2 separate regions of the Homo sapiens genome follow, and region 2 is linked to region 1. Evidence: read pairs that join two places in POLR2A ChIA-PET (ENCODE). Cell type or tissue: A673. All regions are shown on one strand. Links, peaks and the distances in the headings refer to the core of each region. The heading gives the core; the rest is flanking DNA.

Region 1 (9,105 bases), core at 519-8,518:
GAAGTTGCTTATCAGCTTAAGGAGATTTTGGGCTGAGACGATGGGGTTTTCTAGATATACAATCATGTCATCTGCAAACAGGGACAATTTGACTTCCTCTTTTCCTAATTGAATACCCTTTATTTCTTTATCCTGCCTGATTGCCTTGGCCAGAACTTCCAACACTATGTTGAATAGGAGTGGTGAGAGAGGGCATCCCTGTCTTGTGCCAGTTTTCAAAGGGAATGCTTCCAGTTTTTGCCCATTCAGTATGATATTAGCTGTGGGTTTGTCATAAATAGCTCTTATTATTTTGAGATACGGCCCATCAATACCTAATTTATTGAGAATTTTTAGCATGAATGGCTGTTGAATTTTGTTGAAGGCCTTTTCTGCATCTATTGAGATAATCATGTGGTTTTTGTCTTTGGTTCTGTTTATATGCTGGATTACGTTTATTGATTTGCATATGTTGAACCAGCCTTGCATCCCAGGGATGAAGCCCACTTGATCATCGTGGATAAGCTTTTCGATATGCTGCTGGATTCGGTTTGCCAGTATTTTATGGAGGATTTTTGCATCGATGTTCATCAGGGATATTGGACTAAAAATTCTCTTTTTTTGTTGTATCTCTGCCAGGCTTTGGTATCAGGATGATGCTGGCCTCATAGAATGAGTTAGGGAGAATTCCCTCTTTTTCTATTGATTGGAATAGTTTCAGAAGGAATGGTACCAGCTCCTCCTTGTACCTCTGGTAAAATTTGGCTGTGAATACATCTGGTCCTGGACTTTTTTTGGTTGGTAAGCTATTAATTATTGCCTCAATTTCAGAGCCTGTTATTGGTCTATTCAGAGATTCAACTTCTTCCTGGTTTAGTCTTGGGAGGGTGTATGTGTCCAGGAATGTATCCATTTCTTCTAGATTTTCTAGTTTACTTGCATAGAGGTGTTTATGGTATTTTCTGATGGTAGTTTATATTTCCATGGGATCGGTGGTGATATCCTCTTTATCATTTTTTATTACATCTATTTGATTGTTCTCTCTTTTCTTCTTTATTAGTCTTGCTAGCGGTCTATCAATTTTGTTGATCGTTTCAAAAAACCAGCTCCTGGATTCATTGATTTTTTGAAGGGTTTTTTGTGTCTCTATCTCCTTCAGTTCTGCTCTGATCTTAATTATTTCTTGCCTTCTGCTAGCTTTTGACTGTGTTTGCTCTTGCTTCTCTAGTTCTTCTAATTGTGATGTTAGGGTGTCAATTTTAGATCTTTCCTGCTTTCTCTTGTGGGCATTTAGTGCTATAAATTTCCCTCTACACACTGCTTTAAATGTGTCCCAGAGATTCTGGTATGTTGTGTCTTTGTTCTCATTGAAGCCAAAAAAACAAAGCTGGAGGCATCACGCTACCTGACTTCAAACTATACTACAAGGCTACAGTAACCAAAACAGCATGGTACTGGTACCAAAACAGAGATATAGACCAATGGAACAGAATAGAGCCCTCAGAAATAATACCACACATCTACAACCATCTGATCTTTGACAAACCTGACAAAAACAAGAAATGGGGAAGGGATTCCCTATTTAATAAATGTGCTGGGAAAACCTGCTAGCCATATGTAGAAAGCTGAAACTGGATTCCTTCCTTACACCTTATACAAAAATTAATTCAATATGGATTAAAGACTTAAATGTTAGACCTAAAACCATAAAAACCCTAGAAGAAAACCTAGGCAATACCATTCAGGACATAGGCATGGGCAAGGACTTCATGTCTAAAACACCAAAAGCAATGGCAACAAAAGCCAAAATTGACAAATGGGATCTCATTAAACTAAAGAGCTTCTGCACAGCAAAAGAAACTACCATCAGAATGAACAGGCAAACTACAGAATGGGAGAAAATTTTTGCAATCTACTCATCTGACAAAGGGCTAATATCCAGAATCTACAAAGAACTCAAACAAATTTACAAGAGAAAAACAAACAACCCCATCAAAAAGTGGGCAAAGGATATGAACTGACACTTCTCAAAAGAAGACATTTATGCAGCCAACAGACATGAAAAAATGCTCATCATCACTGGCCATCAGAGAAATGCAAATCAAAACCACAATGAGATATCATCTCACACCAGTTAGAATGGCGATCATTAAAAAGTCAGGAAACAACAGGTGCTGGAAAGGATGTGGAGAAATAGGAACACTTTTACACTGTTGGTGGGACTGTAAACTAGTTCAACCATTGTGGAAGACAGTGTGGCGATTCCTGAAGGATCTAGAACTAGAAATACCATTTGACCCAGCCATCCCATTACTGGGTATATACCCAAAGGAATATAAATCATGCTGCTATAGACACATGCACACGTATGTTTATTGCAGCACTATTCACAACAGCAAAGACTTGGAACCAACCCAAATGTCCAACAATGATAGACTGGATTAAGAAAATGTGGCACATATACACCATGGAATACTATGCAGCCATAAAAAATGATGAGTTCATGTCCTTTGTAGGGACATGGATGGAGCTGGAAACTATCATTCTTAGCAAACTATTGCAAGGACAAAAACCAAAACCAAACACTGCATGTTCTCACTCATAGGTGGGAATTGAACAATGCGAACACTTGGATACAGGAAGGGGAACATCACACACTGGGGCCTGTTGTGGGGTGTGGGCAGCGGGGAGGGATAGCATTAGGAGATATACCTAATGTAAATGATGAGTTAATGGGTGCAGCACACCAACATGGCACATGTATACATATGTAACAAACCTGCACGTTGTGCACATGTACCCTAAAACTTAAAGTATTATAATAATAATAATAATAATAATTTTATATATATATATATATATATATATATATATATATATATATATATATAAAATCACAGTACTATGGGCCCTTCTTGCAACAATCATTTGAGGATAAAATCCAGCCAGCCAAAAGACAAATCAAAATGAAAAGTTCAAGAAAGATAAACTGAATAAAAGTGACTGCGGTAAGGACCATTAAAGCAAATCAAGTATAAAACTAACACTAAACACTTGTGATAAATTAAGGGCATTGAATCAAATGCAAATAAAACTTGATAATATTAAAAATGATAAAACCATTATTTTTAATAGGGGAAAAGGAGGTGGGAAAATGTGTAAGAGTGCTAACTTATTCTTTAAAATCAGAGACATTCAGTAATCTATATTTGAAATATAGAGTTCTTAGAAACATTAACCATTTAATTTTTTCTTAACTTAGAGGAATTTTTTTAGCAATCAGCACCTCTTGTGATCAAGTAATATTTACCTGAAATTCAACAACTGCTTTTTCTTCTCTCAAATACTAAAATAAATATTTTGTGTTAAATACCGCATATATATAATTCCATTATAATACTCATTTTTCTCTTCTTTCTGTATATCTGTATACCAAGATGTCTGAAATGTGTGTTTAATGCCATGGTAATCATTTCTACAGTACAGTGGACACTTTGGAGAGGAAATACCTTATGTTTTTATCTCATACCCTTCTATTCTGTTTGAATATCTTAAATTTACAGGAGTTGCTTTTTAAATGTCAGAGTTTAAAAAGCAATTTAATTTAATGCAATTGTGGTGCTCATTTTTCTTCTTTATATGGCTCTATACTTTTTTAAAAGAGCTAATATACTTAATATGTACATAAAAATCCTGTGTGACACATATTATGGCAAGAATACTAAAACCTAAAATTTGGATGGAACCTTAACCCATATTATGTCCCTAGAGCCCGCGAAGTAATTAGTTTGTTCATCTCCATCTCCGCTTTACAAAAAAAGAAGCAGGATTAGGGTTGGTAAGTAGGATCTGAACCCAGGGCTGGATACTTAGTATTAATTCCTCGGTACTCAGTGCTAGATCCCTTACATTTCCTAATATTGCCCTCCTTTGGGGAAAAATTGCAGTCTTCTAAATTACACATGAGTAAATAGGTCAGAACGTGTTAAAAAGCATTTCCATTGTTTTCAAAAGGTAGAGTAACAGGATTTTCATTTTCCTTTTTTAGAGCTGAGAAAACTTTCTGTTCCGTTTTACAAAGTTGTGTAAGCATCATCTGTTATTCTTGGACCTTCTTCTACACAACATATCACCACCAAAGTTTTTCAAAATTTGCTGACCCGGTTGCAATTTTTTATTTTTTTATTTTTTCGTAGAGACGCGGTGGGAGGGGTTTGTGGGGGGTCTCGCTTTGTTGTTCAAGCTTGTTTTACTCCTGGCTTTTAGGGTTCCTCCGCCTCAGCCTCCCAAAGTGCTGGGATTACAGGTGTGAGCCACTGCGCCCGGCCTGCAATTTTTTTTTTTTTAACAACTGCTATGAATTGTAGTTAGTGTAAGTTCGTCCTTGCAACGTAAAATTTCTTATGTTAATCTGTGACAACTCAATCTTCTCTTTGAAAAACTGTAAACCGCACATTTCATTCTTACCGGGCTGTTCCTCTTGAAAACATCTCAAGTCACTTTCAGCTTTAAACATTACAGACAAAAACTCACAAAGAAATATGAACCTTCTGGAGTTTAATTTATAAACGTGCGCAAATAACCGTTGCTATGCAAACCTCAGAAATTCTTTTCCAAGTAGCTCTTTAATTTTTGAGCAAGGAAAAAGCGGGCGCCGGAACCAGCCTTTCCTCTCTCGCCAGGAGGAACGAAATAAGTAAGAGGAGTGGGCATGAGGAAGGGAGTAATAATTCGAGCTTTATAACCCTAAATGTCAATTATGGTTTTAATAGCATTTTTAAATGCTTAACAATTACTGAAATAGGCAGAGAGGGTAAGGGAGGAGGGCGATGGTGCGGGGGAGTGTTAGAGGAAGCACAGGATTAGGAAAGGAGAGAAATAAAAGGGCTGGGGTAGTACTGCCAACCAGAAAACGCCCCCAACAGGCTCTCTCTGCTTCCTCCCGCCTGCTTCAATTGATCTCACCTGATCTTCCAGTAGCTTGTTCTCCTCGTTCGCCACCGGGATGGCGAACCCATCCTCCCAGTGCAGCTCAGCCAGGAATTCGCTACTCATGACTGCAAACGGATAGAGAAGATACAGAGCAAAGATCCGCCTTCTTGTACAGCGGGTGAGCAGCACCCGCGTCAAGCCCAGGCACCTGCACAGTGCCGCGGCAATTGCCGGGGGAGCCCTAGCAACCTTCCCGCGTCCTTAGTTACCAAACAGGAAACGCTCCAGCCCGAAGGCGAAACTTCCGGTTGAGAACTCCCTGCCTGCAGGCCGAAGAATCTTTTTCTTACCTTGAGCACTGAGGGATGAGCAGCAACTTGCCCCTCCCGACGTTCCCGGGGGTTGCCAGGCGGCAGCGTAACTTTCCACGAAAAGGCGGCTCTCGGATCGCTCCCGGAGCGTGTGAAAACTGTGGCCCCCGGAGCTGGCTGGAGGACCACGGGGCAGCTGGCTGGAAGTAAACCACACGATCCTCCGATTGCCTGGGGGAAGACGGGAGCCAACAGGGATTATAAACTAAGTTTCTTTTCAAGGTGTGTTTGCTGTGTTGTGTAGATTTCAGCTACTACAGTAGGTGAAAGTAGACCGAAGTGAACTGGTGTTTGGAAACAACTCTCTCTCTGGCATCACTGGGATGTTCTGATCGTCGCCTGTTTCAGTCGGCCAGCCTTCCTCACCGCACTCACCGGCCCCATCGCGGATGTCCCAGTCGATCACAGACGCGGACCGCGCGGAGGCCGCACACTTGTGGCGCGGTGTGGTGGTCCCTCCGGCACCACTCCCATACTTGCATTTTTCTTTGCATTTTTGTTTGCTAACATTTAAAGTGTGGAATTTCGCATAAACGTCTGTATTTCCTCTGCTTGAAAAAGGGTAGGTGACACAATCCCCATTATCAAAAGGCAATGTTCCGCTGGAGAGGCGCCCCCTTTAGACCAACAAAGCACTTTACCAGTTCACTAATTTGAATTACCTGCTTGGCACGGGTAGGCATTTGAGTTATAGTCTCTCTTGTATAGTATCTCAGAACTGGAAAGGACAAAACAATCAACTAATCTAATCCTTTCATTTTCTCGGTAAGTTAAACCGAGGCTCCTTGAGGCAAAGTGATTAAAGAAGGGATGCTGTGCATGAATTAATTTTACGTATCCAATAATCATCTGTAATTTTTTTTGCTCTTTCGAATTTTATTTTACCTAGACATTGTTAAACTTTTATTATAAATATTTTAAATGTATATGGGAATAGAAAGCAGAGTATAAATAACTGCTATATATGCATCACCTTGATTTAGCATTCATATTTTGCCATGTTAGCATCATCTGTATCTTTTGCTCAAGTGAAAAAATAATCATAGACATCATGACATTACAGCCCTAAATACATGAGCATGTATTGGTAGAAGAGTGGTTAATGTTATCTAACATAAGCACAATATCATTATCACACCTATAAAAATCAACTATTCTTCAATATCATCTAATAACCATTTCAGATTCATATTTCGACTGTCCTAAAAATGTCTTTTTACAGTCGATTTGTTTGTCACTATAGTTCTGAAATCCTCCTGTAGGAGCTTTGTCTCTTTGTGCCTACATTGTTTTCCATAAACTTAATCTTGTGGACTTAGTGCCTTTAAAGACTAGAATTAGCAAAGCATTTTATTCCCCCTTTCTACAATGATTAAAGGCTGGGGAGAAAGGCTCAACTTGTAGAAGAAATTTGACCTGCATGTAATAGTGGAATTTTAGATATAATGACATTTAATCCTTTATAAATGATCATTACTTATTTTATAATAGTTTAGTCATTCCAACTAATGAAAATGTTAGTATTCAGCTTATGTTAAGATGGTACATAGTTATTTATACTTGGGATATGTTGTGGCAATGCTGCTTTCTAAAATTATTGGTGTTGGGTCAAAGGTGGGGAGGAAAATGGCAGAACAAGACTTCCAGCAATCAGCCCTCACAGAAACATCAATTGGAACAAAACTATTCACCTACGAAAATACCTTCACAAGAGCTAAGGAAACCAATCACATTTAATTACCTTTTAATACAGCAAAAAGTAAAAATAAAATAATTGGTATTATCACCCATGTATCTTAAAATTACCTAATTTACCATCCCAGTTTTTAATATGAATACTGAGCTGCCTCGACCTGTGCCAATGAGTTGAAGCACCCCTCTCAGTGTCAGCTGTAGCTGCCAAATGCATGACTGTGGAGTCTTTTTCATCTTTCCATTAATTTTACTTCTAGGAATACGTCCTACAGAAACAGTTACATAGGTAAGTTCCATGCCCTTATACCGCACGGGCATAAGAAGTCTAGCAACTGAAGCTCTGAGAATCCCATGTCTCATTTCTCAAAGATTCCATTTCCTGAATTTGAGGATAACAATTATATGATATTTACTTCTAGATGAAATGCCCATGCTTTCTCCAAATTCTACAATTCTGCCTTAAAATGGTATCTCATTACAGAATCTCGTATCACCTAGTTCCCACTCGAATTCTACAAGTTCTAGACCATAACTCTATTTGCATTCATCCAGATCTAGCTTTGGAAACAAAACCCATAGTTTTATAAGCTTTGTTGTTGAAATGCTCAATTTAATTCCAACATGCTAAAGAAGATGTTACCCTTTTACTGTCTTATTCCCTTAAATTCACCAAATCAAGTTGCGCAGGCTAAAACATAAAGTTTATTTGTTCTGCAAAAATAATGTAGAAAAAATACTTCTATGTATGAAGTAAAAGAAAAAGATGTATTTCACCTCCATGCCAATCCTACTTGTAAGAGAGTACCACTGTTTAGTGTTTACCTAACCAGCATTTTTAAATGAAGCTATAAATATTTACATATGTCAATTTTGTCCTACATAAATATAATCATATAGTAAATATTATTCTGCAAATCCATTCTTTTCACTTAACAATAGTGGCCATGTTTCCATGTCAGTACATTTAGATCTACCTTAGTCTTTTTACAGAAGCTTAAAATTCAGTATTATCAATTATAACTTTATAAACAGTGCTGCAATGCACATCTTGATAATACTGCATTTCATCAATTCTGGTTATACTTTTTTTCACATTTTTATATCTCTGAAATCGAGATGCATCTTTTAATCAATGAAATTAGATTTGGTGAAATATGATATAATCTTGCATACCTATGTAAATGTCTCTACAGGAAAAATTCTTAGAAGTAAAATTAATGGAAAACAGATTTAAGCAATTTTATTTTGATAGGTAACACTAAATTATTCTTCAAAAAGGCTTTACATATTCTCCAAAAATATGAGAGTATCTTTGCATACCTGGATATTATGAAATATTAAATATTTTACAATATAGAGAACAAAATACAGTATCTCATAGTTAATGGACATTTCCCTAATAAGGGAGACTCAGCATCACATTTCTTCTAAGAATTTCTTTATCATATTCTTTGCCCAGTTTTTCCCTACTCAGTGATCTTATTGAATTATAGCAGTGCTTTCTGTGTTATGGATAGTATTCTCTCTCTCTCTCTCTCTCTCTCTCTCTCTGTGTGTGTGTGTGTGTGTGTGTGTGTGTGTGTGTGTAAGTATTTTTCTCCCAGTCTGTTTTTGGAGGCTTTCTGTTTAACTTTGTTTTTAGTGTATTTTGCCATACACACCTCAGAAACTACCCTTGTTGCCATCAGCATGCTTCCTACTCAGCGGACTCTTTCATCATCAACTTACCCAATCTAGCAGCAGCATTAAACTCACCTGTTCTTTCCCTGTTAAAACATTTTCCTCTCTTGGCTTTTATGAGTTTTTCTTTCCTGTCAGTTTCCCATTAACTTTATTTATCTCCTTTGCTGCTTTATCTTGGCCCATTTGGCCACTCAACAATGGTATTCCTCAAGACCCAAAGCTGATCCCTCTACTCTTCTCTTCTTACAATTGCTTCCTAGGTAATGATATCCATTTTCATGTCTTTAAATGCTATGGTAGGTGTATTAGTTTGCTAGGACTGCCATAATATCATACACTAGGTGGCTTAACAGAAATTTATTTTCTCACAGTTCTAGGGGCTAGCAATTCAAGAGCAAGGGATGGTTTCTGATGAGGCCTCCCTCCTTGGCTTGCAAGATGGCTG
Region 2 (9,105 bases), core at 766-8,765, 430 kb after region 1:
CTCCCTCAGTTCCTTGGGATGACAGGTGGTTGGCTGTTAGGCCCTTTGCTGGCAACTTCTTTCTAATCATATGTACTTTCTACTCCATCCTCCTGCTGACATTTTCACCTGCCTGCAGAAACCACAATTAAGGATTTTATAATATTTTGTAGTTATAAGAGGATGAGATTCTTTACAACTTGCCTATTGTTTAATTTTTCAGAAATCCAACCTTTGACCACCTTCTTTGTAACATACATATAAACCTATAGGATGGCCTATATAATAGTATGTATATGTTTAACATCACACAAGATAGCTTCAAGGGGGACTGAGATTCATTTTATATTGATACAATCTGTAAGAGAACTATTTTACAATTACTTGCTTAATAGGAAAAAATCTGTAAATAAGGAAATAATTTTAATTTTGGTTCTGAAATGTAAACAAAGTTTCTGTGAGTTGTATGCAGTTGTAACAGGATTCTGAGTATTGCAGAGTTGTAGGATACCTTTAGAGCTAGAAGTAAACTCAGAGATCACCTAAGCCAATCATCTCATTTTTCGTAATATAAATTTTGGCTGTGATTAATATCTTTCTAAATACCGGTAAGAAAACAAACCCAAAATGAACATATGGCTCATAAGTTCAATCGTATAATTTCTCTGAAATATTCACCTGTTAGAGTAAATTGAACACTGAGTAGTATTTAGTATTTATCATATATTCTATAATGTTAGCTATTTTAAAGTATGTCCTTTAATCCTTCCTGAACAAAGTGTTGTTTTTTCTTTGTTTTTTTTTGTTTTTTTTTTTTTAAAAGATAGGATCTTTCTCTCTACATTCATGCTGGAGTGCAGTGGCCTGGTCATAACTCTCTGTGTCCTTGAACTCCTGGGCTCAAGTGTTCCTCCCACCTCCATCTCCTGAGCAGCTGGGACTACAGGGGTGCAACACCTTGCCTGGCTATATTTATTATTATTTACATTTTTTTGGTAGAGACAGAGTCTCACAATGTTGCCCATGCTGGTCTTGAATTCTTGGCCTCAAGCAATCCTCCTGCCTTGGTCTCCAAAAATGCTGGGATTACAGGTGTGAGCCATTGCACCCAGCCCAAACCAAATTATTTATTTATTTATTATTTTTTTTTTGAGACGGAGTCTCTCTCTGTCGCCCAGGCTGGAGTGCAGTGGCGCGATCTCGGCTCACTGCAAGCTCTGCCTCCCGGGTTCACGCCATTCTCCTGCCTCAGCCTCCCAAGTAGCTGGGACTACAGGCGCCCGCCACTACGCCCGGCTAATTTTTTATATTTTTAGTAGAGATGGGGTTTCACCGTGTTAGCCAGGATGGTCTCGATCTGCTGACCTCGTGATCCACCCACCTCGGCCTCCCAAAGTGCTGGGATCCTGGCCCAAACCAAATTTTATTATCTCAGTTTTACAGTCTAATCTCTGAGCTGTACTCATTTAGATATGTTTGGAAACAACTTACTCTGGTTTACAAGGTACACAACTAGAAATATAGGCAATCCCTACATGTAAAAAGTCATAATCCAAAACTATTTGAATTCAGAAAGCAATTCCTTATGGGAACAATGTTAGAAGTGTCGGTTAAATTCCCAGTTTAGCCTCCAAAATTCCAAATTTTTCCACTTGTATCTAGTTGCAGTTCTGCGCATTTACGGCAGATTTAGAAAGCAACCTGTTGCCATCCAAATACTTAGTGAGAGATTATTTGTTTTAAATTTTGGTGCCTGAGTAAATTTGGGGATGATGAGGCAGTAGAGGGTAATGTCTGCTGAAACTTCTGTTGTTAGAATTTCTTTGTGTCTTTTATCTCATAGCTTTTCTTTTCTTTGATGCAAATGTGTAATTGGTATACTTTTCTTATGCTTATTTGCTATAATTAGGCTGGTGTGTTTATTTTTCTCAAATTGAACAGAGAATGTAGGAAGAGAAAGATAAATTTATATGAGATAAAAGGGCAAGAATTAGAAAAGAGTTAGGAAAGGAAATGTAAAAAGGTTGCTGCCTGAGATAATTTGAAGGGGAGAAGTGTTTAGAGGAGAGTGGATTATTTGTCTTTGAAGAAGAGTCAAGGAAGTGGTGAGGGGAGAGACATGGTCTTTAACACATTTGTAAACTAACCACCAGGTGGTGCCATCATCTAAGGACAGCTTAGTTGCTTTTCAGGATGTGCTGAAAGCTTGCTGTGGGTGCAAAAGTTACACAGAGTGGAAAGAGTGAGGCAGGGACCTTACAGCTTCCTGTTCATATGTAAGTTGTGAAAACCCTATAAGAAGAAGCCTAGTCAGTGTTTATTAAATTAGTGAGTGATGACTTATCAGCAAGTATTAATATTTTACCAAATTCAATTAAAAATGTTTTTAAAATTTCTTTAAATTTTTGTTCTTCTCTTTAAAAGAGGCTTCACTGTTTTAGTTATCAATATATAAGTAAAATTAAAAATTTGTAGTCTCTGTAATTGTTTTCATAGAATTGTTATTTTTATGTGACTTTCTGCACAGCTTTTAAAAAGTGGCTTCATATCTAGAGAATCCTTTCGTGAAAGTTTGGGACACCATGCAAAAAGAACAGAAAAGAAAACTGGGGAAAGATTAGTGATCACAAGGTGAAGGGAACACAAATTTTGAGACTCAATCAGACTCAATCAAATTTTGAGAAACACCAGTTTTTTTAGGGACGAAATAGATATAGTTAAAAATGTGATTGTTGGTGGTAACATTTGCACTTAAAACTACTGAGACTTGGGAAAAACGTGAGATGTTTACAAACTAATATGAGGCAAATGGGGATTTTCCCAAAGTGAAACAGAAGACTGGATAGATCTTGACTATCCATTCTATCCTATTTTAAATGGAAAAATAAAAGTACTTGTTTGGTAATCTCTAAAAGTTTTTATTAGAATATTTAGAATGTATATGCCTATTTTTACTGTAATTGGTGTGAGACCATATGAAAATAAGATATAGAGATAAAATAATTTATTTTTGTTAGTAATTTTGTGATGTGGAGTTTAAATTTGGGGAATGTTAATTTTCTAGCATTAATCTAACACTGAATCTGTTTTTCAAGTCAATAGGTAAATAGCAATTATACTTAGAAAATGATAACAAAGAACTTTCAACAAAGGAAATAAAAAGCTTTGTTAGCATGAAGAACTAAGTTTGTAGTTACTTGCCCAGACAAAGGATGAACCCTCATTTAGGTTTCTATTGATTGCAGAGTAGCCCATCAATAAAAGAAGCTTTTCTAAGGAAGATAATATGACAGCAGGAAAAACATAATTTTGCGCCTCTAACCTCAAACTCCATCCACATTAGTGGCAGTTCTTTAAAAAAAAAAAGCAACCCCAGGTATTCCCATTGCTTTGCAACTAGTGTATTTCTTAAGAGTATTATGAGGAAGAAAAATGCCTCTGGGAAATGAGAAAGCTACGTGGTGTCCAAACTTGAACTTTCTGCTAGATCTCATGCCCATATTTGCCTTTGCCTACTGGGTGTCTTCACTTGGAATTTGCACATGCATCTTTGAATTGTTATGTCTGAGACATTTCTTATCACCAAGGAGTTTTCCAGCGGATATTCTGATTATAATGATTTATTTTTTAGTTTCTTGTTTGGATTGTGCTCTGTACACTTCCTCCTTCTTCTTTAAACTATCGCCTACCCCATCCCCACCTCCCCCCAGCCCACCTTGGGTTGCCATGTCTGGGTTTACATGATCCTGTGCTATGCTCTATTTCTGCCATTACAGCTCTTATCACACCATTTGCTTGTTAATATCGCCCACTGGAATGTAAGCTGTGTGATAGGGGGCCAAATTTACTTTATCAATTGCTGCATCATTAGCAACTACCCATGCCTGGTATATGTTAAATCAATAATATTTGTTGAATAAAACAGACCAAAAACTTCATATTTTTGGCAAAGAATTGGCATAAACAGCACAGGAGATACAAAAGGCGGATGGGATTAATCTTGCTGCACCACCAGCCCCTCACTGCCAATAGAGGAGAATGAGGGTGGGTTGGGTGGAGGCAGATGAAGAGTGAGAGGTGGGAGGTGATGGTGGTAGTGGAGACAGATGACACAGAAAATCAGCTTCTTCCTGGTGAGTAATGGAGCTTTCCCCGACAACCTCCCCCCACCCCTTTCTCTTCCTATTCTCTCTAGTTCTAATTATCACCAGCTGGAGCCACTTAATCCTAACAGTTTACATGTTACTAAAGCATCTGTGAGAATGCAGTGCAGGCTTCAGCTAGCACCAAAACAATTTTTTTTTCTGATTTCGCTTGCTATACCTTTACCTCTTAGAATTTATTAATCTGAGGGATGGGAAAAACGACACAAATTACATTATTTATTAGAGATACGAGTCTGTCTCCTTGTGGCACATCCCCGAAACTGGTCTCATCTGGGCTCATCCTGAATTGCATTTAATGCAGCATCACTATTTAATTTATGGATTTAAGTTCCAAAAAGTTAAGGACAAAAATAAATGTGCATCAAGGACAAAAACAAATGTGCAACAACAAAAAAATATGCATCAAGATGCCTGTCTATCCATTCTCCTGAAAGAAACCAAAAGCGGGCTTATGAGGACCAAATTCATGTGAAAAAGCCATTTCGTGAATTAGGGAGATAGTGTTCAACTTGTAGATTTTGACATTTGGATATTTAAGACTTTGGAAGACATTGGAAATTAGTTGATTTGCCCATCATCTTTGAACACATAGAACTACTTTTGTGCCTACTCAGCCCTTCCTCTCCCTGGAGTGCCTCCTCGACATGCTTTGCCTGGGTATCTTCTGTGTGAACTGTGAGACTTATCTCAGCAATCACTTGAGCAGTCTATCCCTGCTGTCTGCAGACATTTCTTTAGCACTGTGACCACTGCTGTTCCCCCAACACTCCCATGCTCTGTTTTCATGGCAACATATGTCTCTTCAACCAGTTCTCCTCAGAAACTCTGGAATCTTTCAGAAAACAGTCTGAGAAATTCTCTCTACTTGATGAGTCAGGCAGTGCTGACCCTTCTCACAGAATTTATCATCAATGCCCAAAGAGAGTAGAGCTTGACTCGCTTCCTTCTGTTCTATGCATTCTAGTTCCCTTTTAAATGTTGCACTAGCCCCAGCCTCAGCCGCAGCCCTCTTTAGTATTAAGATGGTGTCTATTGGCCAGGTGCAGTGGCTCATGCCTGTAATCCCAGGGCTTTGAGAGGCCCAAGGGGGGACTTGAGGCCAGGAGTTTGAGACCAGCCTAGCCAACATGGCAAAACCACATCTCTACCAAAAATACAACAAAATTAGCTGGGCGTACTGGCACACGACAATAGTCTCAGCTGCTCAGGAGGCTGAGGCATGAGAATCATTTGAACCCAGGAGGCGGAGGTTGCAGTGAGCTGAGATCCCACCACTGCACTCCGGCCTGGGTGACAAAGCTAGATTCCATCTCCAAAAAAAAAAAAAAAAAAAAAAAGATGGTGTCTGTTGAGCACAGTGTGTCTCAGTGAGTGGGCTCATGGACTTTCCTTCTGAGAGAAAACTCAACAAGCTTTTATGACCTGAATGTTTGTGTCCCAACAAATTCATATGTTGAAGTCCTACCCCGCAGTGTGATGGTATTTGGAGGTAGGGCCTTTAGGAGGTGATTGGGTTTAGGTGAGGGTAAGCCCTCAAGATGGGATTAATGTTCTTATAAGAAGAGGAACAGACCAGAACACATAGAACTACTTTGCAAAGTAGTTCTTTGCCAGGTGAGGACATGGAGAGAGGTGGTCATCTGAAAGCCAGGAAGAGGGCCCTCACCAGGAGCCAAACTGGTTGGTACCTTGATCTTAGACTTTATAGCCTTCAAATCTGTGAAAAATAAATATCTATCGTTTAAGCCACCCAGTCTATGACATATTGTTATAGCGGCCTGCGCTAAGACACAAGCCAAAGCTCACTTTTATACAGCATTGGAGCACTGCCTCCAGGGCCGGCTAGCCCAGGTTGGAATGCCAGTTCCTCTCTGTACAACTGTAAGACTTAGGGGAAGTTTCCTAACTTGTATGTGTCTCAGTTTCCCATCTGTAAAATGGGATTGATAATTATATCTATCTATAGTTGTTATGAGGAATAAATGAGTTAATCCATATAAAGCACTCAAAACAGTACAGGGCACAGTAAGGGCTCAACACATGTTAACCTCATTATATATGTTAACGTACAGCTGAACTTGGCGCACCGCTGATTCTGATGAATGTGATCATCATCACTCGCTCCTGGCCTTCTGCGGTTCTTGCAACTCTGTTGACATTCCTGCATCCTGGGATATACAACACATACTCAACCATAAACCCTACGAGCCTGTTGTCTTGTGGAGGAAGCAGCCGAGCAGCACAGCTCTGGGATAGATCTCTCTTCCTCCCACATCTCTCTGAACACTTCTTTCCTTCGTATCCTCCCACAGGCCCACAATTTAAAAATTCTTATTTCTCCCAGAATACTAGAAAAGTGGTTGAAAGCACATGGGTCCCAGCTACTGTTCTAAAATTCACATCTAATTATGCCACTTACCGTTTGAAAACACCTTTGATACTTTCTCATCTCCCATGGGATAAAATATGAACTTTCTAGAATGACTTTCATGTATCTTTCCTTATTTTGTAGTCCTGCCATCTCATGGCATTCCTTCCCATTGCCCTTCATTCTCATACTTGCACACCTCTTAACTTTGTTACCTCCATGTCTTCTGCACCCTCTCCCCTCTACTAAGTTCTTTTCTTTGCCTGGTAATCTCTTACTGTCCTTGAAGATTCAGCTCAAAGTTCCCCTTTTGGCTGAGTGTAGTGGCTCACGCCTGTAATCTCAACACTTTGGGAAGCCGAGGTGGGTGGATCACTTGAGGTCAGGAGTTCGAGACCAGCCTGGTCAACACGGTGAAACCCCATCTCTACTAAAATACAAAAATTAGCTGGGCATGGTAGTGGGCGCTTGTAATCCCAGCTATGCTACTTGGGAGGCTGAGGCAGGAGAATCACTTGAACCCGGGAGGTAGAGGTTGCAGTGAGCTGAAATTGTGCCACTGCACTCCAGCCTGGGTGACAGGGCGAGACTCCATCTCAAAAAAAAAAAAAAAAAAAAAAAGTCCACTTTCATGCTTTCTTTGACATTCTTAGCTGTTCACTTGTCTAATACAATTTTTACACCTACTTCTTCCTGGTTAGGGATCTCCAGTAAGAGAGAACTCCATTTAAAAGTTGTCTGCAGTGTCCTCTGTATGGGAGGAGATAGCATGGGAGGAGATAGATATGCTCTCTCCTTTGGAGTACAGAGTCATGTATTCAGCTGTCCCCTTGACACCTCCACTTGGCTGACCCAAAGGCAATTCACAGTTGATGTGTTCCTCACAGATTTCCAACCAAGACCTGATCTTCCTTAGTCTCTCCTATTTCAGTGAATGATCCTACTATCCATCTAGTTATATAAATTAGAAACTCCAGAGTCAGTCTTAATACATCCTCTTATTATTATTATATGTAATTATAAATAATTATAGATTATTTTTGTTCTGTGAAAAATTATTCAAGAAGCTCTTTTTAATTATATTTTGGGGGCTGAACTTGTTTGTAGCTGCTGCGAGGAATGGTTTTGAATCTTTTCCTAGAGAGAAGTATGTATACCTTTCTTTCTCTCCTATACATTACCGTGTGGCTATATTATTAAATTAACTATATTTTGCTCAATTAGTAAGTGGATTTTAGGGGTGAGTGAAATGATTTCTCTCTGTGTTAAATTGGTAAAATTCCATGTGAAAAGCACTGTTGTATGAAGGCTTTTTCCTAAGTACAAACCTATAATATTAGCTTGTTATTGTGTTGTACAGTTCCCTCCTATAATTGTGGGTGTGAAGTTTGCATTTTACTGTTTGTGTTTTATTTACTCTACTGTGGAGATGTTCTTGGCCACACATTTCTAAATCCCTTAGGTTTCCCACTTTATGGCTTTTTGACAACCAATTTGGGGTTTGTAAGATATGATATATAATTTATAATGAAGTCGAACATGTGTTCATCTCTATTTTTATTTCAATTATAGTTATCAAGAATCACAAAAATGTACATTGATAAAGTACTATACCATCAGCAAAGATTTTTATAACAAGATGTGGAACTTCAAACAGGAGTTATATGACACAGTATAATAAATGGTGGCATCGTTTTTTTGAAATGTGAAAGCCAGATCTTTTATATGCTGTATTTTCTAGACTACTACTGGGTCCTCCCAAAAAAAGAAGGGCTGGGGAGGTGAAAAGTAAACATTTTAAGTTCTGAAAATTATTATAGTAAAAATGGAAACTACTTAGATAAGATATCTAAGATAAAAAGGCAAAAGGATAAATTTATTTTAGGGGGAGGCTCTAATTCCCATTTCACCATTTGGCTTAATGTCATGGGTGACAACGTCTACCCTATTGTGAGGCTAGATGCAAAAGAATGTTTTCTTTGACAAAAATGTTCAAAATTAAGTTATTGGAGTTGGGGGAGTCTCATTGAAAAAGCATTTGTGAATTTTATCACGGAAGGATATTTGGTCATCTTCTCATTCAGCTTTTGGAAAGATCTGGTAAGGAGGAAGGACCTGAACGGATCCACATCCTGAAGAATTTGCCATACACAGAAGGAAGAAAGGAAAACATATTGAGTAGGGAGATAAAGGAAGGGTATAATATATAGACAAAGTGTAGAGGTAAATACTCATCATTCAGGCTTGGAGGATGGCAAGTAGACCAGTTTGATTGGCCTAGAGATGTTTGGAATTTGACTGTTTACCTGTAAGAGTGGTGGGAGAAGTTGAGACCAGATTGTGAAGTAACCAGAATAGTACCAATATCAAATGTTTATATCTTACTCTGTAGAAAGGAGGGAGGCATTGTTCTTGGAGGGAAGAGATGGTGTCTTAGGACTTTTTCCCTCTGCTGTTTTTAACACAGTACCTGGTACACTGAAGGCATTCAGTAATACCCGAATAGAATGAATGAGTAAAGAGGAGTAGCTTCCATGACTCATAAGTTTCTATCTCCAACGTAGATCTCTCCTTTGGAGTACAGAGTCATGT

What was found. Peaks named below come from ENCODE experiments on the same cell type or tissue, not always from the same donor. Only the 100,000 strongest peaks of a DNase experiment are listed, where the experiment ranks them.
Region 2: POLR2A ChIA-PET joins it to region 1 with 24 read pairs; 2 of 35 experiments call an interaction of 5 or more read pairs at or near these places.

The regions. Positions count from the first base shown.
Region 1 is chr3:180,674,347-180,683,451 of GRCh38, forward strand. CCDC39 (coiled-coil domain 39 molecular ruler complex subunit) reads right to left here and starts at 5,143. Exons shown (of 20, transcript NM_181426.2): 1 at 4,945-5,143. The coding sequence starts at 5,034. It overlaps CCDC39-AS1 (CCDC39 antisense RNA 1), which reads left to right and starts at 5,735. Exons shown (of 2, transcript NR_046725.1): 1 at 5,735-5,844. RefSeq lists enhancers at 5,415-5,514, 5,595-5,644. In A673, for the core only: a CTCF peak has its summit at 5,906; DNase peaks (open chromatin) are centred at 5,165 and 5,895; H3K4me3 peaks cover 1,505 bases; H3K27me3 peaks cover 4,695 bases.
Region 2 is chr3:181,101,677-181,110,781 of GRCh38, forward strand. The region is part of intron 2 of SOX2-OT (SOX2 overlapping transcript); the gene reads left to right. Among named protein-coding and RNA genes, the nearest start is that of SOX2-OT, 50 kb to the left of the region's middle. In A673, for the core only: CTCF peaks have their summits at 2,126 (motif pointing right) and 2,328; no DNase peak of the experiment used is centred there.